2 separate regions of the Homo sapiens genome follow, and region 2 is linked to region 1. Evidence: read pairs that join two places in POLR2A ChIA-PET (ENCODE). Cell type or tissue: B cell. All regions are shown on one strand. Links, peaks and the distances in the headings refer to the core of each region. The heading gives the core; the rest is flanking DNA.

Region 1 (15,015 bases), core at 2,500-6,499:
GCTTTTTAATGTGACATTCATTCAGCAAATACACTGAACACAAGTGCCTTGTGGAGGATGCAGAAATTCTAACACATATGATCCTTGCCCTCTAAGGCCTTCCAATCCAGCCACCAGGAAAGAGGAAACCTGATGACACCGAAACGTGATAGCCAAGGAACACTTCCTAAAGAAGAGACTTGATCTGGGCCTTGGAGAAGGGGCAGGCCTTCATGAGAGCATGGTGTAGGCAGTGGTGTGAAAGCAGGAAAGGAAGGGCGTGGCTTTGGGGAACACTGAGTTGATGTGAGCAGCTCCTTCCCACTGGAGGTGCAGGGCAAGCAATTAGCTCATGGACCTAGCCCAGGAGGGCCTGGAACATCAAGGTTGTCAGAATGCTCACAGCTGCAAGACCCAGAACTGAAAATTTCTTAACTAAATGGAATTTATTGTTTTCCACAATTGAAAAGTTCAGCGTAGTCGGGGGGACTGGGCTGGGTCCAGGGACTCAAACAATGACACAAAGACACAGTTTCTCTCCACCTCTTTGCTTTGTGTGTCTGCTCAGGCCATCTCTCCCCAAAGGTGGTGAAGATGGCCACCAGCAGACTGGGGCTCACCCTAGACTCCTTTTTAAGGTAACAGGATGACTCTCTTTTGCCCAACTTAGATCATGCCCCTTACCCTGAACCCTGGCAAAGAACGTGGAGCTTCCTCCTGTGGTCCAGGTAGAGGATGGTTACATGTGGGGTCTGGGATTCAGAGGTGGCACCGCTGGCAGTGGTTGGGACATGTGAGCACAAGGGTGAGGCCTACACCACTCTGAGGCCTTGGCTGCCCCTTCTCTCTCCCCCAGCCCTCGCCTTTCCATGATGGTAAGACATGAGGCCACTCACCAGCTCTGCCTTCTTGAAGAAAATCAGTGTCCTATCTTTGAACAGAGCTGGGCCTTGAAGTCAGGCTCACCCACTCTCAAACCGTGGGGGAAACAGAGCCTTGGTTACACCAGCTCTGTCTCAGGGATTGTTTTTTCTGCTTCTCTCCTACCCTTGCCCGTTTCTTCCTGCTCCTTTCCAGCACCCTCCCAGCTCCTCACTTTCCTGACTTTTGTTTTCTTTTCCAAGCAGCTTGAGCAGTGCTTGATGCTCCTGGGTCACAGCGTGCACACATCCTGGCTGTTCTGGGTAACCGCACACCCAACCCCAGTCCCATCCCCATATCTCTATCCTGAAATCAACCCAAAGGGTGGGGAGGGAGCAGGCAACAGCAGACAACAGAAGGCGGGGGTACTGAGAGCATGTGCTGCTATTCAGGTACCCTTTGCAGTAATTCCCCAGAAGCACTAACATTTCTGCTGATCTTGGAATGATGCTGTATTACTCAGGGTTCTCCAGAGAAGCAGAACAATAAGATGTGGAGATATATGTATATATACAGAAAGACATTATAAGGAATTGGCTCATACAAATGTAGAGGCTGACAAGTCCCAAGTTCTGCAGGGTGAGTCAGCAAGCCGAGACCCAGGAGAGCCGAGGTTGTAGTTCTAGTCTGAAGGCCAGCAGGCTGAAGATCCAGGAAGAGCTGATGTTTCAGTTCAAGTCCAAAAACAGGAAGAAAGCTGATGTCACCACTTGAAAGTTGGTCATGCAGGAGGGGCGCCCTCCAACTCAGCCTTTTGTTCTATTTGGGCCCTCAGCTGATGGATGAGGATCCCCTGCGTTAGGGAGGCAGCCTGCTTTACTTGCTCCACCAACATAAATGCCAGTCCTACCCCACGCCCTCACAGATGGACCCAGAGTAATGTTCAAGCTGATATCTGGGCACCCCATGGTCCAGTCCAACTGACACATAAAATTAATCATCACAGATGCCTTCTTCAGCACATGCTCGATATCTAACAAATATCTCTACGGTGAGATTTTCCCCCCAACCTTGGGCCCACTTAAGAAAGATGTTGAACTGGGCGCGAGGGCTCACGCCTGTAATTCCAGCACTTTGGGAAGCTGAGGTGGGTGGATCACTTGAGGTCAGGAGTTTGAGACCAGCCTGGCCAACAAGGTGAAACCCCGTCTCCATTAAAAATACAAAAATTAGCCGGGCGTGGTGGTGGGCGCCTGTAATCCCAGCTACTTGAGAGGCTGAGGCAGGAGAATTACTTGAACCTGGGAGGCAGAGGTTGCAGTGAGCCAAGATCATGCCACTGCACTCCAGTCTAGGTGACGGAGCAAGCCTCCGTCTCCAAAAAAAAAAAAAAAAAAAAAAAAAAAAGAAAGATATTGAGAAATTGGAGAGGGTCCAGGCAAGCATTCTGAGTGGATGAAAGGTTAAAAGTTCTAGAGAAAAGGATGTAATAGCAATCTTAAATGTGTGAGGAGATAATTATTTATTTGCTCAAATGTGTGACTTAAAAAGGCACGCCTTCTCTATAGGACTGTTTCCTTATATGTAAATGAGGGGCTGAACTGGGTGACTTTACAGTCCTGCCAGCCATAAAGATCCATGACTTCCTGAGAGGGGGCTGCCACGCTCTGTATCCACTGTGGGAGATGAAGAAGGACTGAGGAACTGAGCAGTTTAGCTGTAGCCTGTAGTACCAGCTACACAGGAGGCTGAGGCAGGAGGACCACTGGAACCCAAGAGTCTTGAGGCTGCAGTGCACTATGATCATACCTATGAATAGCCACTGCACTCCAGCCTGGGCAGCACCACCAGACCGCATCTTTCTTTCCTTTCTTTTTTTTCTTCTTTTGATGGAGTTTCGCTCGTCACCCAGGCTGGAGTGCAATGGGGTGATCTTTGCTCACTGCAACCTCCATCTCCCAGGTTCAAGTGATTCTCCTGCCTCAGCCTCCCAAGTAGCTGGGATTACAGGCATGTGCCACCATGCCCACCTAATTTTTGTATTATTAGTAGAGACAGGATTTCTCCATGTTGGCCAGGCTGGTCTCAAACTCCCAACCTCAGGTGATCTGCCCACTTCGGCCTCCCAAAGTGCTGGGATTACAGGTGTGAGCCACTGCTCCTGGCCTCTATTTATTTACTTACGTGAGTTTTTTTTTTTCCAATAGGTTTTTGGGGAACAGGTGGTGTTTGGTTATAGGAATAGGTCGTTTAGTGGTGATTTCTGAGATTTTGGTGCACCTACCACCTATGCAGTGCACACTGTACCCAATGTGTAGTCTTTTATCCTTCACCCCCTTCCCACCCTTTACCCTGAGTCCCTAAAGTCCATTGTACTCATCTCTATTAAAAAAAAAAGAAAAAAAGGCCAGGTGCAGTGGGCAGATCACTTGAGGTCAGGAGTTCACGATCAGCCTGGCCAAAATGCTGAAACCCCATCTCTACTTAAAAAAAAAAAATTAGCCAGGCATGGTGGTGTCTCGGCTGTAGTCTCAGCTACTCAGCAGGCTGAGGCAGGAGGATCACTGGAACCCAGGAGGCAGAAGTGGCAGTGAGCCAAAATTGAGCCACTGCCCTCCAGGCTGGGTGACAGAGCGAGACTCCATCTCAAAACAAAAACAAAAACAAAACAAAACGAACAACAACAGCAGCAAAAAAAGGCCAGGTTCAGTGGCTCACACCTGTAATCCCAGCACTTTCGGAGGCCGAGGTGGGCAGATCACTTGAGGTCAGGAGTTCGAGACCAGCCTAGCCGACATGGTGAAACTCCGGCTCTACTAAAAATACAAAAATTAGCTGGGTGTGGTGGCTTGCTCCTGTAGTACCAGCTACTCGGGAAGTTGAGGCAGGAGAATCACTTGAACCTGGGAGGCAGAGGTTGCAGTGAGCCAAGATTGCACCACTGCACTCCAGCCTGGGGGACCAGCCAGACCTTGTCTAAAAAAAAAAAAAAGGAAAGAAATAAATTCTTTTCCCATCTTTCTTTCTTTATTCTTATTTTTTGAGACAGCGTCTTCATCTGTTGCCCAAGGTAGAGTGCAGTGGCACAATCGCAGCTCATTGCAGCCTCTATCTCCTTAGGTTTAAGCAATCCTCACACTTCAGCCTCCAGGTTGCTGGGACTACAGGTGTGCAACACCACACCTGACTGATTTTTTTTTTTTCTTTTCTGTATTTTGTAGAGATGTGGTTTTGCCATGTTGCCCAGGCTGCTCTCAAACTCCTGGGCTCAAGCAATCTACACACCTCAACTTCCCAAAGTGCTGGGATTACCACCACACTTGGCCCTTTTCTCATTTCTAAAGTGGGTTGTCTTTTATTGTTGAGTTTTAAGAGCTTTTGTTTGTTTTTGCCATCCTGTGCCACTCTGTTGCACAGGATGGAGTGCCGTGGAGCCATCTGGGCTCACTGAAACCTCCAACTCCTGGGTTCAAGTGGTTCTTCTGCCTCAGTCTTGAGTGAGCCACTACGCCCGCCTAATTTTTGTATTTTTAGAGAGATAGAGTTTCACCGTGTTGGCCAGGCTGGTCTCAAACTCCTGACCTCAGGTGATCCGCCTGCCTCGGCCTCCCAAAGAGCTGGGATTATAGGCATGAGCCACCATGCCCGGCTGAGTTTTAAGAGTTTTTATATATTCTAGATACCAGCCCCTTATCAAGTGGCACAGAGCAACTATGGCAGAGGGCCTACAGAGATTAAGTTTGTGCCCCATAGATATACACTAAAACATTTTGGAGAAATGGAAAAATATGGATTGATACTTTCCATTGCAACAGAATTCTTTTAAAAGACAAAAGAACCTTAGATATCCTCACCAAATTTCAGGATGAAGAACACAGATATTGGAAATTCTTGCTCTAATCTTACCTAAGGGTGTATTAGTCAGTGCTGTTTTAGTTGCAAAAACTAAAAACTCAACTCAAATTAGTCATGGAAGAAAGGAATTTATTGGCTGAGCAGCGGAGAAGTTAAATCCTGAGGTGAATTTGGGGCTCCCAAGATGTCTGGGCCTCCTCACTCCCCCTCTTCCAGCTCCACCCCTGATCACTGGCATCATTTCCTGGCCAGGCCCTTCTCTAGCCTTCAGTGTGGCAAGAGAGCAGTTTCATTTCCGGCTATCTCAGAGCACTGCATTCAACAGAAAACAAAGCAAGCCCTTTCCTTGGAGTTTACAAATGACTCAGGATTCACTCTGATTTGACCAAGAGTCAGAACCCTAATTGGCCAAGCCTGAAGTCACTTGTCTACCCCTGATACTGGGAATAGAATGCATGGATGAGAGGGAGGTGGGTGGTTCCATGAAAAGGAAATTCAAGCACTTTTCCTAAAAGAAGGGGGAATGGATGCTGAAACAACACGTCTCCCACAAAGGGAGCAGACACTGGGCTTGTGAAGCTGCCCCATACCTTCCCCACAGAACTGGGTTTCCCTCCTTGGTGCCCCTGACGGAGCCTTGTCTTCACCCTCCATTATGTATTCATCATGTGGCATCGTCACTGTTTCCTCCTCTGTCTCCAGAGTGTCTTCTCTTAGTTCTCAGCTAGTAAGAGAAGGAGGCTGGGCATGGTGGCTCATGCCTGTAATCCCAGCACTTTGGAAGGCCAAAGTGGAAGGATTGCTTGAAGCCAGGAGTTTGAGACCAGCCTGGGCAACAAAGTAAGACTCCCGTCTCTACAAAAAAGAAAAAAAAAGTTAGCTGGGCATGGTCATGTGCACCTGTGGTCCCAGCTACTTGGGAGGCAGAGGCAGGAAGACTGCTTGAGCCCAGGAGTTTAAGGCTGCAGCGAGCTATGATTGCACCACTGCACTCCAGCCTGGGTGACAGAGTGAGACCTCATCTATAAAATTTTTTTTTAAATGCAGGGGTGAAGGAAATAAGGAGGTAATTACTGAAAGAATGAAAGGTCATGCTAGAAATATACCATAAAATGCAATGGGGACTCAAAGAAGGGCAAGATTAAAGGGGACAGGAAATCTATTCTGGGGTGTCTTTGAGGGCCCTGAGAAATAAAACAAAGGAGTGGCAACAGGAACCAAAATATCCTCTTAATTACTGCTAGAGGGCTGGGCTGGAGGACACAGCTTTAGACCTGTGAACTAAGTGAGCTGCTAATGCAAATCCCACTAGGAGGCAGGCTCACCCGCCCAGCCATGGTAGCCCTCAACCAGAGAAAGCCTCCTTTAGTCCTGCAGGAGTGCAGCCCCCTCAGCGAGAGCAGTGGGATTTTATACCCTGCATGCAGCTCACCCCCAAGGTGATGGAGGGGCCCACTGGCCTACACAGGACCAGTTTCCCCTCCCCACCTACCTATCCAAGCAGTCATCTTTTATTTTCCCTGGGGCAAAGTAATAGAGGGGTGGAGAGAAGGCAGGAATGTTACCCTAGTGGAACTCCCTGAACAGGGGAGGAAACTGGTAAGGTTTCCAAAAGCTCATGGAGACAGTGGCATTTAAGATGGGCCTCTCTTAAGGTCCTGAGCAGGAGGAAATGCAGAGACTCTGGGCCAACACTCCTAGATGTGGCTTCTGGTCACCCCCACTGTCAAGGTGGCTCCACTCTTGCCCCATGGCTCTCTGTAATAACTGCCCTCTTGCCTTGCCTGCTGGCCTGGGTTGCTATGGTGCAGTAACTCTACAGCTTGGTACTTGGGTCTCGACTTGTTCATACATGTTGGTGCATCTCTGTGCCCTAAGATTCTCTTCCAGCTATAGCTGGCTCTGTTTCTCTGCACCTGCCACACTGCAATGAGCAGATCTATTTCCAGGTCTGGCAGCCCCTGCTGCTGGGCTCCTTCCCATAGTGGTAAACTGGGCCAGGCTGAAGAGATGATATTAACCTAAACTGAGCCAGATACTCACCAACTGCAGGGAAGGAAGGAAGCAGGAGTGTGTGCTTCACTTTGCTTCCTAGGCTCCAGACCCCCAACTGCCCGCTGGGAAAACAAGGGCAGCTCTTGCCCACATGAAGCAGGGAGCCTCGCTCCTGAGGCAGGGCGCTGGTGGAGGCTGCCTGAATGTGTGTTCTCACTGGCGACTTGGATCTGGTCCTGAGAAGAGTTGACCCGAGATGTCTTTGGCCTTGCAATTCCACATACAGCCCCCTCCTTGATGACAAAAACAGATGCTTCCATGAGGAGTTTTTGAATTCGGAAGAAATTACCTGCTACGAGGAACAGTCTCACATACTGAGGAGTAAGAGGACGAATATTGTAAACACTTTTCATTCTGAATAATAGACTAATAGAGCTTTGGATTGTCCATGTATTCTGAAGGGAAGAAAAGGCACTTATTTGCTGCCTTTTGGCATGATAGTCAAAGCCCAGGGGTTGCATCAGACTCAAACAGCTTGCTCTCCAAGTCCTGAGGGGAAAGGGACCAAGGCATAGACATGAGAGCTAACAACAACCAACTTCAAGCAGGCCCACTTAACCCTCTGCACAATGCCTGCCCTCCGCTGTAATGAGAAATGATTTCCACACATGCTGCTGCTAAGATAATAAGAGTGCTTCCGAACTCTCTGCCAGAGCCCAGACTAGAAGACATGATCTGTAGCTTGGGATCTGAAACCTGCAGGCCATGAGGAAGGACACACAGAGGGCAAGGGCGTCAGCTAAGGGACAGCGGCGAGGGATGGCTGCAGAGGGGGTGTGCAGAGCTCCAGCACCGTGCAGGTGGAGAGAGTCCGTGCTCTAACTCCCAACACTGGTTATCCGCACCAGGATACTCTGTTGAGTTCCATGACAGAATCTGTTTCAGGGCGGGCTCCCTGGAGGCTGACTTTGAGATGGAGATTCCCATGCAGGGAGTGTACTGGGGCTGCTCTCAGGTTCAGCACCTACAGAAGGGAAGGAAGCAGACTTGCTCACAGGGAGAAGCTGGGCTGCAAGGCAGTCTCGACACACCCCTCAGCTGAACCCATGGAAGGTGTTGAAGCATTAGAAAAGTCTCATGGCCGTCCCAGCTTCAGATGCCCCCAGCCCCCACTGAGCTGAGGGGCCAGACCTTTGTACCCCAGCTTCAGCCAGTCACTGGGTACACACTGTCCCCAGAGGGGTGGTGGGACATTGGGTGGGGAAGCTGTCTTCACTTGGGGGCAATTCCTGAGGAGGGCTGTGAGCCAGCAATCCTCCCAGCAGCTGGGGCAGAGCCTGTCTTGAGGGGGATTTGGATTGTTTATCAGGGCGTCCACAGCCTCTTGTGCCACTCAGATCCACTCCTCTGGGTAAGTTCTGGGAGCAGCTCGTCTTTCTCTGGAACAAACTAATGGTTCATCAGATGACCACAGCCCCCACCACTGCAGCTGTTCTTGAGGTCTCACCGATACTCCCCATCTCCCTCTTCTATCCATTTTATCTTTATTTATTTATTTAGAGACTTGTTCTGTTGCCCAGGCTGGAGTGCAGTGGTGTGATCACAGCTCACTGCAGCCTCCACTTCCCAAGCTCAAGTGATCCTCCTGCTTCAGCCACCTGAGTAGCTGGAACTACAGGTGTGTGCCACTACACCCAACTAATTAATTTTTTTTAAGAGATGAGGTCTCACTATGTTGCCCAGGCTGATGTTGAATTTCTGAGCTTGAGTGATCCTCCTGCCTCAGGCTCCCAAAGTGCTAGGATTACAGGTATGAAGCACTGCACCTGGACTTCTATCCATTTTATTTTATTTTACTTTTTTTTTGCGACTGAGTCTCACTGTGTCGCCCAGGCTGGAATGCAATGGCACGATCTCGGCTCACTGCAACCTCCGCCTCCCAGGTTCAAGCAGTTCTCCTGCCTCAGCCTCCTGAGTAGCTGGGATTACAGCCACATGCCACCACACCTGGCTAATTTTTGTAATTTTTTTTTAGTAGAGACAGGGTGTCACTATGTTAGCCAGGCTGGTCTCAAACTGTGACCTCAGGTGATCCTCCCACCTTGGCCTCCCAAAGTGCTGAGATTATAGGCGTGAGCCACTGAGCCCGCCTCGGCTTCTATCCATTTTAGATTCTCCTCCCTGCAGGAAGCACCTCAGCTGAGCCCCTGGCCACCACACCCTTTTCAGGCTATGGCTGCTGCACCTGTGCATTTATCATCAGCAAGGGGCAAGAGTACAAAGACATATTCCTTCTGGCTCCCACTGTGCAACTGCAGCCCCATCTCTTCCTGGTGGGCAGGGTCCACTACTCCTGCCAGGATGGTGGCTCCTGCTTCTTGCCTACTGGTTCCTTGGTGTACTTTTGCTGTATCCCTTCATGGAAACATTTCCTTATTGGGAACCAGAACCTAAAACCCTCAAAGCTTAGAGTTGTGGTAACAGAAATACCCCAATGGGATTAATGTAAAGTGAAGCCGCTCCTATCTCTACCCCTTGGTTCCTGGACCTATATATTCCTCCCAGTGGGACATAGCGCCTTATTGGTTGTTGATTAGAGTGTACACTGTGCCCTGGAAGGTAGTAACCCCTCCTTACTTGGTATCATCGTCTCTGAGCTGGCATCTCAGCTACGCCTTCAACAGCCCATTTCTTCTCTTCGTTCAAGCCAGTATCTTCTGGGTGGTGCAGAATGTGACAGGACCAGTGATCCCATGGTCACGTGCCATTGTCATGCCTCCTTCGCCTTGCAATGAACGGGCCCTTGGGTCTGATGTGATGTTACGTGGGAACCTATGTCAGTGGGTAAAACACTCAGTAAGCCCTCAGATAGTGGCGTTGGCTGAGGCCCTGCAGGCAGAAAAGGTAAACCATGTGTCCATTCTAGTCAAAATAAATTTCTGCCATTTCTAGGATGGAAGGGACCCATTGTAGTCAACTTATTACCAAGCGGCTACTTATTTACTTTGAGAGCTACTGCCATTTCCGAGGATCAGCACTGATGCATTGCTGGCAGGCTGAACATTCAGCAGTGGTGGTAGCTACATCAGCCCTTGTGAGTGACGGTCCATGTGTTTGTCCCCATCCCTGCCACCACAGTTGCTCCTTCACATGCCCGTTGTGTCAGTTCTGGGGTGGCTGATGGCATCTGGTTGACATCAAATTGGCTAAATCATTCTGTCTAGCTGGTTGTTTGGTGTTTCTTTCAAGTTAGATGCTTTCTGGTGGTCCTCTTCACACTTCCTAGCTACTCAAATAGTCCATCCACATGCCTCTGTCCCAGACATCCTTGTCCTTGATCTTCTAATCTTTCTCCTTCCAGACCCCTGATCAACCCATCAAGGCAGTTACTAGTAGCCATGAATGAATATAAAGTGTACCCTTGGGCTACATGTCTTTCCATACGAAGTGGATGAACAGATGCACCAGTGAGAGGACTGATCCACTGGGGGGATTTCCCTTGCCACTCTTTGTCAAGATCAGCCTATGGTGGGCTGTATTGTAGTCACAGCTCATTTTTGGCTTGCAGCCATATACCTGTCTGACCCATCTGTGAATCAAGAAAAAGCAAAGGCTCTCCTCTTTTGTCAGCTGATCATAAAGGGACTTTGCCCCCCTGTGCAGCCACAGGCATGAGCTGAGGGAGAAGCACTGGTGCCACACTGGCAGGTGACATGTGTGTCTAGGCCATCTGACTGTGTAGCTCTGTTCATGCCCAGTTCTGGACATACCATTTCCATCTTACTATGGATTATGGCTAGGCCCATTCAACTTTATGTCTTGGTGAGTTTGATAGGCAGAACCTAACTAATAACGAACGGTTCTAGACACGTGGTCACTTGGTGCCCCTTGGTGAAGTGTTCCATCTCTGCCAGGGTTTAGTAGCCCTTCAGGAGCTATTCTTCAAAAGGTGTCTAATTCTCTGCTGCAGATAGTATGGTCTTGCTCCAGAACCCTGAAGACCTATATTGTGATTGTCCTGCTGGGGCTTGCTAGAAACTCCACCTTGGATACCTGTAATATAATGGAATGACCAGAGCCTTAGCAGAGGTGCTTCCTGAGGTTAAGGGGAATCTAAAATGGACAGCAGAGGAAGAGAAATGATGAGGATCAATTAAAACATCAAGACTGTAGGGTCTGCCACTTGTAGCAACCGGACCTGCTGCAGAGCTCTCTCCTATTCTGGGCCCCCCAGTCAAAGATGGCAGCCTCTTGTGTTACCAGGTGTTAGGTTAAGCAGTATTCCCAGTTGTGGAATATGCTGCCTCTAAAATATGAATGGATTTACTAGAAGTTGTGCTTCCCTCTTCCCTGTGGTAGGTATGAGTTTCAGTAATTTGTTCCTTGCTTTAGAATGTTTCAGCACGCTTAGACCACTGGACTCCTAAAAAGTTCACTGATGAGGCAAGCTCTTGTATATCATAGGACGTTTCTTCCACTTCCTAGAGTGTATGTGTCTCACCCAAAGTACTTGACACTTCTTGCTCACCTGGCCTCATTAGCAAGATGCATATGATATCATCAACATAGGAACTAATACGAAGTTCTAAGAAATATTCAGACAGTTCTTATGTCTTTAGACTGTATTTTGACAGAGTTAACACAGCCCTGTAGGAAAACCATAAATATATACTTTTGTCAATTCCAAGTGAATCTACTGTTTCTGATCTTCCTTTTGGTGGGGATGGGAAATTGTGCATTTGCCAGATCAGTGGTCAGTTCCCTCACACTGTGTAGACTATGTAAATCCACTCTAGCATGGATGCATCTGGCACAGTAGCTGCAATTGGGATATTCGGTTCGTTTGTTGTAGTCTACTTTCACACTACAGGACATACCTGGATCTCGTAGGGTCCAGATGGGTGAATTAAGTGGAGATTTGAGGGAGGACACTACCCCTGCATCCTTTGTTCTTGAAGGTGGCATTAATCTCTGCCATTCCCCTGGGATGCAGTATTTTTATTTATTTAGAGACAGAGTCTCGCTCTGTTGCCCAGGCTAGAGTGCAGTGATGCAATCTCGGCTTACTGCAACCTTCGCCTCCCGGGTTCAATGACTCTCATGCCTCAGCCTCCCGAGTAGCTGGAACCACAGGTGTGTGCCACCATGCCCGGCTAATTTTTTTGTATTTTTAGTAGAGATGGGGTTTCACCATGTTGGCCAGGGTAGTCTCGAACTCCTGGCCTCAAGTGATCAATCTGCCTTGGCCTCCCAAAGTGCTGGGATTACAGGCGTGAGCCACTGTACCCAGTCTGCCTTTTCTTTCTTATGTTGGCTGGTTATATTAGTTATCTACTGTGGAATAACAAATCACCCCAGGGAGCACACTCATTTGGTGGGCTTTCATCTTAAAAGGAACAAAGGCAGTGTGTGTCCAGGTATAGGCTGGTAGATTTGGTGATGGGAAAATGAGGCAGTTCTGGTCTAGTTGTTTCTTTTTTTTTTTCCGAGACAGGGTCTCAATCTGTTGCCCAGTGCAGTGGCGAGATCATGGCTCACTAACTCCTACTGCTTCAATCTCCTGGGCTCAAGTGATCCTCCCACCTCAGCCTCCCAAATAGCTGGGATCATAGGAGTGCTTCACCCTGCCTGGCTAATTTTTAAATTATTTTTGGTAGAGACAGGGTTTTGTCATGTTGCCTAGGCTGGTCTCAAATTCCTGGGCTCAAGTGATCCTCCCGCCTTGGCCTCCCAAAGTGCTGGGATTACAGGCTTGAGCCACTGCACCTGGCCTGAGTTGCTTCCATTTTCTCATTAAACAAAGCAAGTCATCAGCTGAGATGTGAATCTCAGTAATACTGTCTGTATCATGAGACCTGTCTCCTTGGCCATAATTACCACAACCGGACCGGGGATGAGCTCCTAATCCAAGTGAAGGCACTTGATTCTTTCTTTTGGGAGCTTGAAGTGAGGATTCAAAGACATCAGTGTCAATTAGTGCTCAAACTGGAAGGATTTGTAAATTTAGAAACTGGGTCAGACATTTTTCTTTATATAAATGGAAAAGCTGAGAAGATTAGGTAGGGGTTGGGTGAAAGAGTAAAGCAGAAAGGAAGTAGAAAAGTAGAAAGAAAATAAGAGTCCACATAGACTTGGAGTTGCAAAAGAGGAATTACTTAGGTTCCTGTCCTAAGGTTTGAGTCCTCTGAGAAGATGCCCAGATAGGACTAAATGTGCAAGAGATGTGCTGGGAAAACACTTGTGAAGCGAATAGCAGGAAGCCGGAAGAGCCTGGGAGAGCTGCAATGCAGGTGTAGCCCCTGCCAGGAGACAGGAATGGAGGAGGGCTGGGTTGAGGAGGTGTTAGAACGCAGTGTAGTTCTTTCTTTTTCAGAGACAGTCTCCCTTTGTTGTCCAGGCTGGCCTCAAACTCCTGAGCTCAAGCAATTCTCCTCCCTCAGCCTCTTGAGTAGCTGGGACTACACATGCCTAACCATGCCCAGCTTAGAACGTAGTGTAGTTCTAAGAAAGCTCTGCAAGAGCTGATGAGGTGTGCTTGTGCCAAAGCCACCTGTCAGAGGAGTCCCCATATCCCAGAAATGGGCCTGCCTTAGTATGGCAGGCCTGCACTCAGTCACCGGGTGGGAGCAGCTCACAAGAAGGGTGGTCTCAGTGCAAATGCAGTGGCAGAATTTCATAGCCCAGCAGCAGGGGGCCATGTTACGCTCCCCTGCATTCAGAGATGTGAGCAGTGCACTCTCATGGCCACAGCTCCCAATGCCTTTTCAGTTCCTTTTTCTACCACCTTATGATGCGCAAGTGCCTTTCCTGCCTGTGAATTCTGAGCTTCTTGAGACACTCCTGGATCTTTCAAATTCGATTCCATATTTATGCTTAAACTACTTTGAGTGGATTCCAAGTACTTGCAACAAAAACAACAACAAAAAACATAGATTGAAATAGTAACAAGGGGACTATAATCTAAATTTTCTATATAAGAGGGGATGGAAGGAGGTAATAATAATTCTAGCGCTTATTCCTTATACCCTGTAGAGGGTTCTACAGTTTGTAATGTATTTTAGCTTACACAATCTTATTTGAGTCTTACAACAACCTCTGAACACAAGTAAGGCTGGCATCATTATCTGTATTTCACAGATGAGGAAGCTGAGTTTCAGAGACAATACAAATTATGCTGAATTGAAAAAAAATGGAGGCCGGGCGAGGTGGCTCACGCCTGTAATCCCAGCACTTTGGAAGGCTGAGGCAGGTGGATCACCTGAGGTCGGAGTTCGAGACCAGCCTGACCAACATGGAGAAACCCCATCTCTACTAAAAATACAAAATTAGCTGGGCATGGTGGTACATGCCTGAAATCCTAGCTACTTGGGAGGCTGAGGCAGGAGAATTGCTTGAACCCGGGAGGCAGAGGTTGCAGTGAGCTGAGATAGTGCCATTGCACTCTAGCCTGGGCAAAAAGAGCGAAACTCTATTCAAAAAAAAAAAAAAAAAGACAAACCATATAAATGTTAGCCTCTACCTATAAAAGCAGTGAGCCAAAAGCAGCACTGCATTCCTGGAGAGATTGCAGAAATTAGTTCCACCACTAATCAATGATCTGAAAGACACAGAGCTGATGATTTCCATTCAGCTTAGCTCTCTAGCCTGTGCAGATCCAAGATGGATCCAAGAGAATGGCGTGGATTATTATAAACTCAATTAGGTTGTGACTCCAATTGCAGCTGCTATTCTAGGTGTGCCTTCATTCATGAAGCAAATCAATGCATCCCTTGGAGCAAAGTATGCAGCTATTGATCTGATGAATGCTTTTTTCCTCAGCAATTTTTAGTAAAGACCATCAAAAGCAGTTTGCTTTGAGCTGACAGGGCTAGCAATACCTATTCGTTATCCAAACTCAGGACTGTATCAATTCGCAGTCATCTGTCATCATCTAGTTTGTGGAGACCTTGTCCTCTTCTCTACTCCACAGGACATCACATTCATCTAATGTGTTGATAATATGCTGATTAGAAGTAGTAACTATTCTAGCCACCTTGACGAGATATATGTATGCCAGAGGGTGGGAAATAAATCCCACAAACATTCAGTGAACCTTCTGGGGGGCCTAACGGTCTGGGGCATGTTAAGCTGGGCCCTACTACCACTAAGAGGCACAATGCCCAGTGGTTTTGGATTTTGAAGGCAATGTATACCTCATTTCAATGTTCTTCTCTGACCCATTTTCTGAATAACTTAAAAGGCTATCAGTTTTGAGTGGGGCCCAGAAGAAAAGATGACATTGTCATGACAGTTCCTGACTTATGAAGGTTCAACTTAATTTTTTTT
Region 2 (15,015 bases), core at 6,862-10,861, 110 kb after region 1:
TATGTAGTGTGAAAACCACACCGAACACTCAGAAATGCAGAGCCTGGGAGGAAATGGACCAGCTTACTCTGGGCTCTAAGTGGTTTTTAAGAGATGGAGTGGTGTTGCTATATTGCCCCGGCTGGTCTTGAACTCCTGGCCTTAAGTGATCTTCCTGCCTCTGCCTCCCGAGCAGCTGGGACTACAGGTGTGAATGGGTGGAAATTCTATGGGCAATTGCTTAAGTCTACTCTTTCTTTTTGTATCTTTCTTAGTGGATTGTTACTTTTATAAGAAAAACCAAGCTCTTAAAGGGCCTGGGCGTGGAGCTAAGCGGTTAGTCGCAGTCTGAGATTGTCAGCCACCCTGTGCAGGACTGTCTGCAGGTGTGATTAAGAAGTCTGAAGCTCAGCTGGGTGCGGTGGCTCTCGCCTGTAGTCCCAGCACTTTGGGAGGCTGAGGCGGGCAGATCATGAGGTCAGGAGATCGAGACCATCCTGGCTAACACAGTGAAACCCCGTCCCCACCAAAAATACAAAAATTAGCCGGGCGTGGTGGCGGGCGCCTGTAGTCCCAGCTACTCAGGAGGCTGAGGCAGGAGAATGGCATGAACCTGGGAGGCGGAGCTTGCAGTGAGCTGAGATTGCGCCACTGCACTCCAGCCTGGGCGACAGAGCATCTCACAAAAAACAAAAAACAAAAGTCAGGCTCAGGGCCTTGCTGTCTGGGGATGTCAGCTGAGGAATGAGGGTGTATAAATAGCCTGAACAAAGCCAGTTGAAATGGAGACTGGAGTTCAGATGTTGGAGCAATGAGGGCTGAAGCACTCAGGGTTGAAGCAATCGGGCTGAACAGGGGACAACCTTGCCCTAAGGGTGGGTGAGATCCTACCAGATGTGGTAGCCACTGTGTGATCTGCCCCCTTCTTCCTCTGTGAGCTGACTTGGGAGCCCAGCGCCAGCTGAGCCTTGAGCCCCAGGCACCATCCCACCCCTGGATCACCGTGAGTGGTCTGCAGGTAACCAGAACCAATGGAGAAAACTCCCAAATGCTGGTGACCCCAACAACTATCCTATCACCTACGGTGAGGCTGTCTCATAAGGGCTGCCCGTGCCTTACCCAGTGCTTTCCTGGGAAGCACCTGCCCATCTCCAGCCACTGTGAATATGGCTAATGCTGCACAGCTGTCTGCCTCCCAAAACTGGCCCTTGGCCAGAAGGAGCTGCCTCAGCCAGAGATGCCCGGGGGCTACTCCCTTGTCTGCCCAAGGTGGCCTACTGTGACTTCTAAGGGACAGGAGTCTGGCTCCTGCCTAAAGGTGGTACAAGTCAGCGGTGTCATTTGTGGTCTGGAGCGCCCATGGGATCTGGCTGAGGCTGTGCCTGGGTTCTTCCCTGCCTTCTCTCCTGCTTCCCTCACTCCCCCTGTGAGTCACTTGTGGGAGACCCGGCTCAGGGAGAGATGAGAAGCAGAGGGACTAAGAGGGGAGAGGGGCTTGCGAGAGCCGGTATTTGCCTGCCTCTGATGGTGGAACAAATTTGTGGAACAAAATTGCCACCTCAAGGGGCCTGAATATAACAGATGGGTGGGGAATAGATGGGGGATGAGGTGGGCAGGAGACCCCAGGGCCTGTTCTGAGGAGTGTGGCTCAGGCTGGAAGAAGCCACTGCTTCCTGACAGCAGGGACCCGGGCTTGGGACTGGATTGCGTGGGTCATGGGCTGTGTTTGAGCAGGGGAAGGCTGCAGTCCAGCCGAGAAGCCTTGCACACTCAGGGACTGTGTGACTTCCCTGAGGCCACGCAGGCTCAGTGCTCAGGGAACCTCTAGCTCCACAGTCAGGAGAGGGACAGACCCCAAGCCTCAGTCTCCTTTGTCTTTGTCCTCCAGCCCCCTCACACCTGCAGACAGTCCGCACAGGGTGGCTGACATTCTCAAACATCAACTAATGACTTAACTAAACACCCAGGCTCGGAGAGCCGATGACCTATACTTTTATCAGGCTATTTAAGAACTTATAAAAGTAACAATCCACTAGGAAAGACACAAGAATAGACTTAAGTAAGTAGGGATTTGCTTGGCCTGTCCCACGAGTCAGTGTTCTGGGGGACATGGGCCAACACGTCCTTCTTCCTTTCCCAGGGCTCATCCTGGAAGAAACCCCAGAGAGCAGCTTCCTCATCGAGGGGGACATCATCCGGCCGGTGAGTGCACACACTGACGTGTGTGGGTGCGGATAAGCCCACAGTTGGCGACAGGTCCTCTGAGCCCACCCTGGATGCCATGGGGCCTGATGTGTGAGGGACATACATAGCTTGGTAGATGCCTCTTTTTGTCAAGGTCAGAGCGACTGTTCTGTTAGGAAATAGGAATAAGCCAGCCTGAATGCTAAGGAAGGCTGGTATCTGAAGTGCTGGCACAGTCAGCCTGAGAGGGCTTCCTGAAGGAGGAGGTTTGAACACTTGACCCAGCTTGGTACCCTGCCCAGGGGAGGTGCTCAGCACTCGGGAGGTGCTCAGATAAAGGAAGAGATGAGCAAGGGTTGGCAGAGTGGCCAGTGGCAGATAAAGGGCCTGGTGGCAGTGGCGACCTAGGGATGGTGGAACAAGGAGTGATGTTGAGCCTGACCATCTTGGCTGTGGTCGAGGGGCCGCATCTGAAGGGAGAAGGTTGCTGGGGATTGGGGCGCCTTGCTAACAGAAAAGGGAACACTGTGCCCAGGATGGCAGCCATGTGTTTCAGGCAACTGCGAATGGCAGAAGGCTCCTGAATAGGACAGTGACCCAGGGGAAGGCAAGACTGTCCTGTTGGAGGCTGCCACTGACGGCACAGCCTCTGGCTGGGCAGGAGAGCCAGAGGCTGGCCCAAGGCTGCCCAGGAACTCCGGGGGCAGGGCAGACCCTCTGGGTTATGCAGTGAGTGCTCGGGCAGGTGGTGTGCGACCACCCGGAGCAGAATCAAATGCCTCCAGCCGATGGCACAGGCACGCTGGGGTGCTGTGGAGCCTGGGCACCGAAGGGCTCTGGTTGCTGGAGAGCAGAAGTAAGCAGCCGAGGCCAGGGTGCTGCCTCACTTTCACTCCATATGGCTCTGTTCCCATGATCGTCCCATGTTCAGGGAAGCCTGGTGGCTGTTCCCCTCTGGAAGGGGCACTGTCAACATGCTGGAGTGGGGCTGCTGGCCCAAGCCCTTCTGATTCAGGGCACCCTGGGGTGCTGGGCCTCCTAGCCAACATCCTCAGGGACTAATCTCTTGTTTGCTTGAGATTGAAATTCTTTCATCATAGGCCAAGGGACTGTCTTGTGCATCAAGGTTCATGTAGCTGGCCCCTTGCCTTCCACAGCTCTGTCCCATCTCTAATGGTCCCCCATTCCCATGCACACAGGTCCTGACTCCCACATCTTTGGGGTTCTGGTGCCCTGGGGTGTGGTACCCTTGGGGCACAAAGCTTGGGTGGCCTCTGTCCCCAGGGGTTGAACTGCTGCTCTCTCCTCAGAGTCCCTTCCGACTGCTGTCAGCAACCAGCAACAAATGGCCCATGGGTGGTAGTGGTGTCGTGGAGGTCCCCTTCCTGCTCTCCAGCAAGTACGGTGAGTGAGCATGGCGCGCTCCCTCCCTGCCTCAGCCCCTTCTTCCTAATGCGGCAGGTGTTCCTCTCTTCCCTTTTCCTCTTACACCATCACATCCCTTCCACCTCCCCACCCGAAGAACCTGTCCACAGATGCCCTTCTGTTGCTGAAGGTCTCCTGAGTAGGGAGGGTTAAAATCTGATGGGAAGGTATGTCGAGTGGGGATCTGGTTCCCCTTGAGACCATGCGGTGCAGAGGACAGTGACCTACCCAAGGCCACACAGCCAGGGTCTGTCTGGGGCCCAGCTTCTTCCTGGCACCACTAAGCTGCCCTTTCTTGATGCTATTTTGGGAGAGTGAGTTCAGAGCTCTGCTCCCAGACCCTCAGGTAGAGCTCAAAGACCACCAGGGCTCTGGGGGCTCAGCCAGGTGGTGTCTTCCAGATGAGCCCAGCCGCCAGGTCATCCTGGAGGCTCTTGCGGAGTTTGAACGTTCCACGTGCATCAGGTTTGTCACCTATCAGGACCAGAGAGACTTCATTTCCATCATCCCCATGTATGGGTAAGTGCCGGGGCCAGGATGCGTATCTCAGCTCGCTTCTGCGTTCAGCCCGGAATTAACTTGGCCATTGTCTAAAATGTATTCCTGGGCCCATCCTCCAGGGCTCAGTCTCCCTGCCCACCCTGAGGGGTCTGCCAAGTGTGAGCTGGACCTCCAGGGCGGAATGTGGGAAAGGGATGGGAACGGTGCTAGACCCTCCATTTACAAAGCCCTCCTCTCCCGGGGGACTCCATGAGGTGGTGAGGAGAGGAGGTTTTGCGGGGCAGACAGTGCGTGAGTCACTGAGTCCTGGCAAGTCCCCTAACTTCTGAGCCTCTTCTGTCCCCTCTGGGGTGCGAGTGGTGGCGATACCTGCTTCCTAGCTTGTCAGGGGCCTGAGGCAATTTGTGTGAAAGCCTTGGCTTAGGGCTGACCAGGAGGGTGTGCTCACTTAGTAAGCTGCTTCTGTCCTCTGTGTTCATATATCAGTTTCTGCAGCCTCCCTGCAGCCCAGGCTGGTGATGGGGGTCCGGTATGGCCATTTCACAGAAGTCCAGGCAGTAAAGGGGCCTGGAGAATGGTGAACCTGAGACTAGAGCCCAGAGTGGGGCCTGCCTGTTGGGAGTTTGTCTATCTTGTGTTGTGTGGGGAGGGAGAGCCCAGGTCTGTATGTCCGGAGGGATCTGGGCTGGCACTTACCCCACTTGCTCTCATCACCCTGCAGGTGCTTCTCGAGTGTGGGGCGCAGTGGAGGGATGCAGGTGGTCTCCCTGGCGCCCACGTGTCTCCAGAAGGGCCGGGGCATTGTCCTTCATGAGCTCATGCATGTGCTGGGCTTCTGGCACGAGCACACGCGGGCCGACCGGGACCGCTATATCCGTGTCAACTGGAACGAGATCCTGCCAGGTGAGCCAGGCCACACGCAGGACAGGCTGGTGCCGGGGAGGGGACAGCACGGCTTGGGCCCAAGTCGCCTGGTCCCCATGGGTGAGGCTATCCATCCTCCCCATCACCTGCCTGCTTCCTGTGGGGAAGGTGGGGGTCTCACTTCTGTCTGGTACCTGGTACCTGGAGGTGGTACTCTGGGTGCTGCTCTGGGCCCCAGGCCTTCCTCTACCCACCTGTAGTTGTGCCTTAGCTAGGGCGCCACCACCTGCTTTGTCTCGCTTCTCATCCCTGACACTGTCCTCTCCCTGGCGATGGGGCAGGCAGTGCCCATGATACCTGCTTGTTGAGTACTCTAGCAGCGGTCTCATGTACCAGATACCACCACCATGGACTGGGGCTGTGTGCCAGCTTGGGGAGCTGAGCCAAAGTGGGACCCCAAGGTAGCAGGCTGCACAAGCCAAGTGCTGGGCCACGGGCTGAGGGCAGCACTGTGGGGCTGGGACATGTGCCAGTGGTGCCAGTGAGCAGGCAGAAGGAACACAGACTGTGGCCATGGGAGAGTGGAGGCTGGAGGCAGGTGGGCTGTGGTTCCTGTGCTGGCAGCGGCTGTGTGGCGCCGGGGATCAGATCCTGGTGATGGTGGGGTCTCTCTCATTGTGGGCTTGATGGTCTGGTTCAGGAGGCAGGAAGAGCCCCACGAGGGAGGGGCAGAGGAGGTTTGGGTGGGAGTCTGGCTTAGGGGTTGGAGCAGGAAGGCCTACCGCAGGTGGAGGGCGTCCAGCACGAGACCTTTCAGGGCTGTCATGTTAGCCAGGTGAGGCAGCCAGGGAAGCTGCCTGGGCCCAAGGACCTTCCCAGGCCCCAAACACCGCTTTCTCAGTGGCTCTCAGCAAACATGAGTCACAGAGAAAGGGGTGACGGGGCACGTGGGTAGCACCTCACAAAGGGGGAGGGGATGGATATTGAATCAGACCAGGCTGGGGAGGTTGTGAGGGGGGTGACAAGTGACTCTGTACCCTGAAAACAGACTGATCCTTCCCAATGCTCGTGGAACAGTTGTGAAAGTTTACCCTGATAATTTTATGATATACCATGAAATGCCATGAAAACCTGCAACTCTGAAAGTAGACCAATGTAAACATTCTGATCATGATATAAAGTAGAAACCGATACATCAAAACCGAAAGCTTCTCCTATTCAGAAATTGAAAAAAACAACAAAACTTTCTTTCAGCTCTGGAGTTAAAGTACAGCAATTCTAAAAAAAAATCATGAAAGACTAGAAAAGCCAATGGTTCACAGCTAAAGCAATGCTCAGAGAAAATGTGTAGACTTACGTATCAGTAAACAGAACAAATTGAGCATGTCAACCCAAGTTAAATGAAAGCAGGAGGGAATTTCAAAAGGTAAAAGCAGAAATTGAGTTGGAAAACAGCACTAATAATTATTCCTAATGATAAAACAGGCTAAAACACGGGTTCCCCAGTGGAAAAAATGAGAACATATTTGTTCCCATTTAGGTTAATATGTTCTCATTAGGTTAACATGTACAGAAACTGCCAGGGCAGACACATTAATAACAGTAATTAACTGTTGTGGGGCGGGGAGGTGGGAACTCAGGAAGCAGGGGATGGAATAGACTTTTACTACATCTCAATATTTGACTTTTGAACCAAATGAATATACTACTTATTCAAAAGTATGTTTAATGAATTTTTAAAAAGAAGTAAGAGCTCAAGAGGCAGCTATGTTAGGCAGGTGGTGGGGTATGAAGGTGCTGGAGGGCTCATTTGCTCCATGGAGAGGAAGCTGCTGTGACCGAGGTGGCGTGTATGCGTGGCTGGCTGGCTGGATTTGGGAGGATTGGGGGAGCAATCCCTCTGAAGGCCTGGGGGACTTGAGTGAGGGGGAGATGGGCTCCAAATCTGGGGAAGTGTTGTGGCCTGACACAGGAAGAACAGGTGGGCCTGTGACTGGGGACTAGGGCATCACCACTGCAGATGACAGCGTGGCAGCTTTTTAAAGCTGGGTCAAGGAATAGACATTTCATCTGGGGTGGGAGGGACATCTGAGACCCTGAGCAGTGTGGGACCCGTGGCAGCTGTGGCTTATGCAGAGACCAGCCCCGTGCAGACTGAATATGCAAGGAGGAAGGATGGGTGGAGGGAACAGCTAGGAGGTGATGGTTGGCCAGCCATGGGGTCCCTGTGCCTCTACCTCAACTAGTACAGGTTGGGGATCCTCCCAGGGCTGGGAAAGTGGGACTGGTACCAGAAGCAGCATGGTGGCTGTGGGCTCAGCCCCTCAGCTTGGGTGAGTTATGAGCTCCCAGAAGACTCTCCCAGCCATTGCCTGCCCTTTCTTGCCTGCCCTCTTTATATATCAGTAAGTTGTATTGTTTTTGTATTTTTAGGCTTTGAAATCAACTTCATCAAGTCTCAGAGCAGCAACATGCTGACGCCCTATGACTACTCCTCTGTGATGCACTATGGGAGGTGAGGACCCTGCCTTCTTCTCCCTCTGCTTCCCCCAGCCTCTCCCGTGGTGATCTGGACTCAGGGGTCTCCCGCTGGGTTCCAGGCTCGCCTTCAGCCGGCGTGGGCTGCCCACCATCACACCACTTTGGGCCCCCAGTGTCCACATCGGCCAGCGATGGAACCTGAGTGCCTCGGACATCACCCGGGTCCTCAAACTCTACGGCTGCAGCCCAAGTGGCCCCAGGCCCCGTGGGAGAGGTGAGTGGCATGGCAGGAAGGTGACTTGAACCTGGAGAAGGCGCCTGTGCTCTAATGGTGTCAGGGAGGGTGACAAGGAGGGAGATGAGGTTGCAGGGGGAGCAGGGTGAGATCACGGGGGCTTGCCACAACGACGCAGAACAAGCACTTGAGGAAAGTTAACACTCACTATGACTCAACTGTAACCAAAGAGGAATAGGGCTCACTTGCTTAGCCTAGATAATAAACATCTACCAAAAACCTAGAACAAAAGTTAAGGGTAAAACATTAAAACTGGGACCAAGACAAGTTTTCCCACCATTGTCCCATCTACTCCACATTGTGTGGCAGTGGAGGTCCTGGGCACCGAGGTAGAGCCAAAGAAACTAAAGGTCCGAGGATTGGAAAGGAAGCAAAAAAATCGTTCATAATAGATGATTACCTGTATTGAAAGCAACAATCTATAAACAAGTTATTAGAACTAATAAGAATTAGAAAAGGTAAATACAGTTAATATAAAAATCATATTTCTGTACACCCAGTTAGAAAACACAATTGTTAGTAAACATACCATTATAATAGCAATCATAAAGGTCCCAAGGAATAAATCTGACAGCTGTATCAAACATTTGAGGAAAAATGAACCTTTATTAAAATCGTTAAATAATACTTAAATATAGATAAATCTGTTATTGAAAGGAAGGCAATGTTATAAAAATTCAGTCTTCCCAAATTAATCTATAAATTCCCACTCAAAATAAGTTTGATCTTGACAGAGTGATTTTTTTTTTCTTTTTTTTTTTTAAAGATGGAGTCTCACTCTGTCACCCAGGCTGGAGTGCAGTGGCACAATCTCGGCTCACTGCAGTCTCTGCCTCCGAGGTTCAAGTGATTCTTGTGCCTCAATCTCCTGAGCAGCTGGGCTTACAGGTGCGTGCCACCACACCCAACTAATTTTTGTATTTTTAGTGGGGACAGGGTTTCACCATGTTGGCCAGGCTGGTCTTGAACTCCTGACCGCAAGTGATGCGCCTGCCTTGGCCTCCCGATTGACAGGGTGATTATAAAGTTTTTATATGAGAATATGAAAGGTCAATAATAGCCAAGACATCCCTGAAGGAAAAACTAAAAAGACTTGTCCTAGCAGATGTTAGTCATCTAGTTCATGAAACGTCTTTACATAAATGCATAGCACTGGAGCAAGGCTAGACAATTGCCCGCTGGAACAGAATCAAATTTAGAAACAGATTCCATTCAGAAGCAGAGCCTTGATGAAGGGCCATTGATGGTCACTATGGAAGGACAGTTAAGTTACTTAGTTGTCTTAGAGCCATTTAGCATCTATTTAAAAATCCCTAACTCATATCATGCGCAAATAACTCTGGATGCATGAAAGACACATGTAATAAAAACTTTAACATGTTTAGAAAAAAAATATATAGTAAGATCTCTTCATGACCTTGGGATAGGGAAGGATCACTTAAATGAGATACAGCACTAATTGTAAAACTAGAAAGATTCATAAATTCAACTACATTAATTATAACTTTGTCCAAAGGCACCAAAAAGAAAGTGAAAATACAGGTTACAAATAGACTTTTTTTTTTTTTTTTTGAGACAGTTTCACTCTTTTTGCCCAGGCTGGAGTGCAATGGCACGATCTTGGCTCACTGCAACTTCTGCCTCCCAGGTTCAAGTGATTCTCCTGCGTCAGCCTCCCTTGTAGCTGGGATTACAGTCACGCACCACCATGCCTGGCTAATTTTGTATTTTTATTAGAGATGGGGTTTCACCATGTTGGCTAGGCTGGTCTTGAGCTCCTGACCTCAGGTGATCCCCCTGCCTCAGCTTCCCAAAGTGCTGGGATTACAGGTGTGAGCCACTGTGCCTGGCCCCAATATATTTTTTTGCAACACATAATTTGTATACAAAATACATAAAGAACTACACATTAATATAAGAACAAACCAGCTGAGTGTGATGGCTCATGCCTGTAATCACAGCACTTTGGGAGGCTGAGGTGGGTGGATCGCTTGAGCTTAGGAGTTCAAAACCAGCCTGGACAACATATAGTAAGACCCCGTCTCTTAAAAAAAATACAAAAATTAGTGGGATAGTGGTGTGCACCTGTGGTCCCACCTACTCAGGGAGGCTGAGGCAGGAGAATCACTTGAACCTGGGAGGCGGAGGTTGCAGTGAGCCAAGATCGTGCCACTGCACTCCAGTCTGGGTAACAGAGCCAGACTCTGTCGCAAAGAAAAAAATCAAATAGAAAAATGGGAAGAGACTTAATAGACATCTCAGAGACCAAATGGGAAACACACTAAAGATGTTCAACCTCAGTAATTGAGGAAATGCAAATGAAGTCTACAATACCATTCTATAGCCACTAAACTAGACACTTTAAAGCCCAATAATACCAAATACTGTTAAGGATATAGAGTGATGAATGGAAATGCTAGACCCTACTGATAGGAATATGAGTGGCTGCAACCACTTTGGAAAACAATTTGACATCCTGGAAGGTTGAAGTGTACATAACCCCTGACCCAGATTCTACTCCTAGGTCATCTTGCATGCAAATGCCCTCTCCCTCCCCTCACTACCTTACCTGCTTCTGCCCCCAGCCCCAGGTAATCACTAACCTACTTTGCCTCTCCGGATTTGCCTAGACATTTCCCATAAGTGGAATCATAACACATAGCCTCTTGTGTCTGGCTTCTTAATGTTTTCAAGGTTCATCCATGTTGTAGCATGTATCAATAACATCGCTGAATAACATTCCGTTGGATAGATATGCCATACTTAGTCACCAGTTGAGGGACACTTGGGTTTTTACTTTGCAGCTATTATGAATAGAGCTACTATGGTCATTTATGTACAAGATTTTGTGTCAACATGTCATTTCTTTTGGGTATACAGCTAGGAATGGAATTGCTAGGTCCTACAATAACTCCATGTTTAACTGCTAAGATTTTTTTTTTTTTTTGAGATGGAGTCTCACTCTGTCGCCCAGGCTGGAGTGCAATGATGCAATCTTGCCTCATTACAACCTCCACCTCCAGGGTTCAAGCAATTCTCCTGCCTCAGCCTCCCAAGTAGCTGGGACTACAGGTATGTGCCACCATGCCCGGCTAATTTTTGTATTTTTAGTAGAGATGGGGTTTCACCATGTTGGTCAGGCTGGTCTCGAACTCCTGACCTCGTGATCTACCCGTCTCGGCCTCCCAAAGTGCTGGGATTACAGGTGTGAGCCACTGTGCCTAAGATATTTTCAAGTGGATGCACCATTTTTATTCCCACCAGCGGTATACGAGGGTTCCGATTTCTCCCATCCTTGCTGACACTTCTTATCTATCATTTTGGTTAGAACCAGCCTAGTGAGTGTGAAGTAGTATCTCATTGTAGTTCTGAGTTGCATTTCCCTAATAACTAATGATGAACATCTTTTAATGTGCTTGTTGGTCATCTGCATCTTTGGAGAATGTTCATATCCTCTGTCTGTTTTTCTTCAATTGGGTTCTCTCTTCTGAGTTGTAAGAGTTCTTTATATATTCTAGACACATGTCCCTCATCAGATGTTGCCCTTAAATATTTCATCACTTCCTATGTTTTTTGTTTTTCCCACTTTTTAATAATGTCCTTTGAACACTAACATCTTAAATTTGGAAGTCCAACTGACCAATTTTGTCACTCCTTTTTGGTGTCTATGACGCCTTTGCCTAACCCGAGGTCATGGAGATTTGCTCCTGTTTCCATGTAAGTCTTAGTTTCAGGTTTTACATTTAGGTATATGACCTATTTGGAGTGAACCCTTGAACAGGGTGTAAGGAAGGGGTTCAACTTCATTCTTCATGTAACTAGCCAGTTGTTCCAGCACCATTCTTTCCCCTACACTTTTTTTACTGTACTAAACATCTAAAAAAAAAAATCCCTAAAGGACAGATGTGGTGAGAAATTTGTGCGTAATTTCTTTTGTTGAGATGGAGTCTTGTGCACCTCAGCCTCCCGAGTAGCTAGGATTAGAGGTGAGCACCACCATGCTGGCTACGTTTTGTATTTTTAGTAGAGACAGGGTTTTACCATGTTGGCCAGGCTGGTCTTGAACTCCCAAACTCTAGTGATCTGCCTGCCTCAGCCTCCCAAAGTACTGGGATTACAGATGTGAGCCAGCATGCTTGGCCTTGTATGCAATTTTTCTAGAGGTTTGACTACCATGACTAGGGAATTGGGAGGTGGTGGAAAGGCCTGTGGTCAAGGGCTGGGTCTATCAAGATGGTGAGCATGGGAGCACATTCAGATGCTGGAACCATGACCTGCTGGAGGAGAGGGGTGGATATAGCGGGGAGAAAGGACACCCAGAATGTTTGGAAAAAGGCTGCACATGGTGGGAGCTGAGGCATTTCCTTGGATCTAGTGGGAAGGAAGAAGACAGGAATAGACCCAAGTCTGCAGGAGGATCTTGATGTATGGATGCTGGGGACTCTGTTACATAAGGAGAGGTGAGGCCACCAGAGGTAGGGAGAAGGGGATGGAAACAAAGGAGAAGATGTGCCTCCGCTGACTGGAGAGCAGGAGACACCTGGTAGAGGTGGGGGATGCTAGCGTTCTAGGGCTGGGTCTGGCGGCAGGTGTGACAGCAGGGAAAGGTGGTTGAGGCTACCTCCGAGGGGTGACTGCCATGGGGGCTGTGAAGCCTATGTAGGTGGGAGTGATCTGAAGTGGGGAGGGCTGGTGTAGGATGATGCTGGGTCTGGGGAGTATCTGCAGAGCCGCGCTACCTCAGTGTGCACAGGTGGAGGCGGTACTGTGGAGGGTGGCCCCCAGGAACAGGCTGCAGTGGTGGTAGCTCCTGGTGCTGACCAGGTCTGGAGGGCGGTGTGGGCTGTGAGGCTAACAGGACCTGGTAGAAGAGTCACCAGTTGAAGTGTGGGAGTGAGGATTTGGTCAGGGTCAGCTGAGGGAAGAGGCTCCTGGTGAAGCCCTCGCTGCATGCGCAGGAGGAACTGGGATGGGAGGCAGTGCTGAGGGGCTGGGGCCAGCCAGAGAACATGGGCTTGAATGAGGAAGAGTGCCCACAAAGAGGTGGGGTACAGTTGTAGTCTGGCATGACAGTGAAGAACAAGGAAGCCCCAACCTACCTCCTGGCACGGTGCAGGGTTTAGATGTGGCCATTAAGTGCAGGAACAGTTCTAGGGGAGGTCTTGGGTTCGGGGCAAGTGGTAGGGTATGGCCATAGGCAGAACAACCTGGGTGAAGGGTCCGGAAGGTGGGCGCTTTGGTGCTGGGTCAGGTGACTTAAGTGTCCCAGCAGTCTCGGGTGTGAATGGGGCAGTGGTGGAAGCCTGAGTGGACTGACATTCTGATGGTGACTTCAGGGGCCAGGCAGGGAAGAGATGGGATGGCTTCATTGTCCTGGTCTCTGGTAGGGTGGGAATCTGGGTCTTGGATGCACTAGGCCGTGGCATGGGTGGGCACCACTCCTGTGAGCTGAGCCAGCTCTGGGTCCGCACAGCTGGGCCACATGTCATCCTACAGTTCTGAGGTTCCACCTCCTGTCTTTTCTGTTGCAGGGTCCCATGCCCACAGCACTGGTAGGAGCCCCGCTCCGGCCTCCCTATCTCTGCAGCGGCTTTTGGAGGCACTGTCGGCGGAATCCAGGAGCCCCGACCCCAGTGGTTCCAGTGCGGGAGGCCAGCCCGTTCCTGCAGGGCCTGGGGAGAGCCCACATGGGTGGGAGTCCCCTGCCCTGAAAAAGCTCAGTGCAGAGGCCTCGGCAAGGCAGCCTCAGACCCTAGCTTCCTCCCCAAGATCAAGGCCTGGAGCAGGTGCCCCCGGTGTTGCTCAGGAGCAGTCCTGGCTGGCCGGAGTGTCCACCAAGCCCACAGTCCCATCTTCAGAAGCAGGAATCCAGCCAGTCCCTGTCCAGGGAAGCCCAGCTCTGCCAGGGGGCTGTGTACCTAGAAATCATTTCAAGGGGATGTCCGAAGATTAAGCCTGTGGCTTCTGTCCCCAAGTAGGGAGGGCATCCTCTGCCCAGTGGAGCTGGGTCGTCTACCTCTTGGCTCCTTTGGGCCACACCACTGTCTTCCAGCCCCAACCTACCACCCCATCTCAGAGGGCCAGGACTCTTCCCCTGTCTCTCTTCACTGTGTTCCCCTAAGGGCTCCTAGGGCCAGGGGTTCTTCTAGCTCTGCCACAGGGGAAGGCAGGCCTGGCTGTGCCTGCTCTTGACTTTTGCCCAGCCCTGGTGGATGCTGGGAATGGGAGGTGACATTCTCCAGGGACAGGTCCTGGAAGGGGTGGGGAAGAGGTAGGTTCCAGCCCCGCAGAACCCTGGAATCCCTCCTGTGCCTGAGGCCCTGCCCCCCAGCATGGACTAATGGTGTCCCTACCTCTCCCTCAGGGCAGCCCTGTGGCTGGGACCCTGGGAACAGCCTCCCATCCCACCCAACATGCCCAAGTGTGGGGGAATGTTCTACAGCAGTGTAGCCTCCAGCCCTTCTCTCCAGGAGGCTTTGAGAGCCCAACTTACTCCCCTGCAGAGCAGGAAGGTGGTAGGTCAAGTGTGGCCACCATTGGGGAGACGAGAAAGAAGTGGGGCCCCACCAGATTGCACAATGGGAACCTCAGCTGGCCCCTGAACAGAGGACTCAGTTGTCTCCACCCTACACCGCTATTCCCTGGAGCTCAGCCAGGCGCAGCCTTGGAAGGAGAAAGGGCTGGGGTTACCTGGCTTGTCCTCCTCCAGGAAAGCCCCCTTCCTCCTCTGCCCCAGCTCCCAGCCTGGCCTCCTCCAGGCAGGCCCTACTCCTCTGCCCCAGCTCCGGCTTTCCCCATGAGGTTTGTCCCAGGCATGAAGAAAGCATCCAGGGTGCCAATGAGTGGGCCTAGGCCAGAGGCCCCTCAGTCCCCAAGGGTACTGTTTTGGTGGCCTTTCAGAGGGTCAAGGAAGCCCTGCTTGGGGTAGAAGGGGCAGGAGCCCCACATGTTGGGGGAGGAAATAAAGTGGAGTGTGCTGTGCTGACCTTCCCACCTCCTGTGTGCCTTTAACACCCCTTGCCCTCTGGGGCCCCAGGTGGCTATCCCACCTCCCAGGGAAGACAAAGACTTCAGCGAGTGCTCCAGGGGTCCTGGCCAAGAAGCAGCAGGGCAGGGCTGAAGCTTGGAGTTCCCAAGTTCTGGGGAGAGGTTGCTGTTTGCCAGCCTTCTGGAGGGTCACGTGCTGGGGCCGCATTGAGGACATGGGGATGCACTCAGGGGACACTGTGTCCTCTACCTTCAGTCGGCCTTGGGTTTCAGTCATGAGTCATGAACCCTGAGACTGA

What was found. Peaks named below come from ENCODE experiments on the same cell type or tissue, not always from the same donor. Only the 100,000 strongest peaks of a DNase experiment are listed, where the experiment ranks them.
Region 2: POLR2A ChIA-PET joins it to region 1 with 7 read pairs; 4 of 35 experiments call an interaction of 5 or more read pairs at or near these places.

Annotation. Positions count from the first base shown.
Region 1 is chr2:96,232,412-96,247,426 of GRCh38, reverse strand. It overlaps STARD7-AS1 (STARD7 antisense RNA 1), which reads right to left. Exons shown (of 4, transcript NR_046322.1): 2 at 9,328-9,522; 3 at 6,739-7,714; 4 at 4,804-5,550. Among named protein-coding and RNA genes, the nearest start is that of SNORA112, 25 kb to the right of the region's middle. RefSeq lists enhancers at 5,264-5,313, 5,334-5,593, 13,176-13,325, 13,336-13,405. In B cell, for the core only: no CTCF peak of the experiment used is centred there; DNase peaks (open chromatin) are centred at 4,936 and 5,336; H3K4me3 peaks cover 1,106 bases; H3K27ac peaks cover 1,705 bases.
Region 2 is chr2:96,122,517-96,137,531 of GRCh38, reverse strand. It overlaps ASTL (astacin like metalloendopeptidase), which reads left to right. Exons shown (of 9, transcript NM_001002036.4): 3 at 2,120-2,181; 4 at 3,474-3,567; 5 at 3,990-4,107; 6 at 4,811-4,992; 7 at 7,387-7,468; 8 at 7,554-7,708; 9 at 13,261-14,714. The coding sequence ends at 13,682. Among named protein-coding and RNA genes, the nearest start is that of ASTL, 8.5 kb to the left of the region's middle. RefSeq lists enhancers at 1,516-1,565, 2,417-2,916, 4,470-4,970, 5,973-6,202. In B cell, for the core only: no CTCF peak of the experiment used is centred there; no DNase peak of the experiment used is centred there.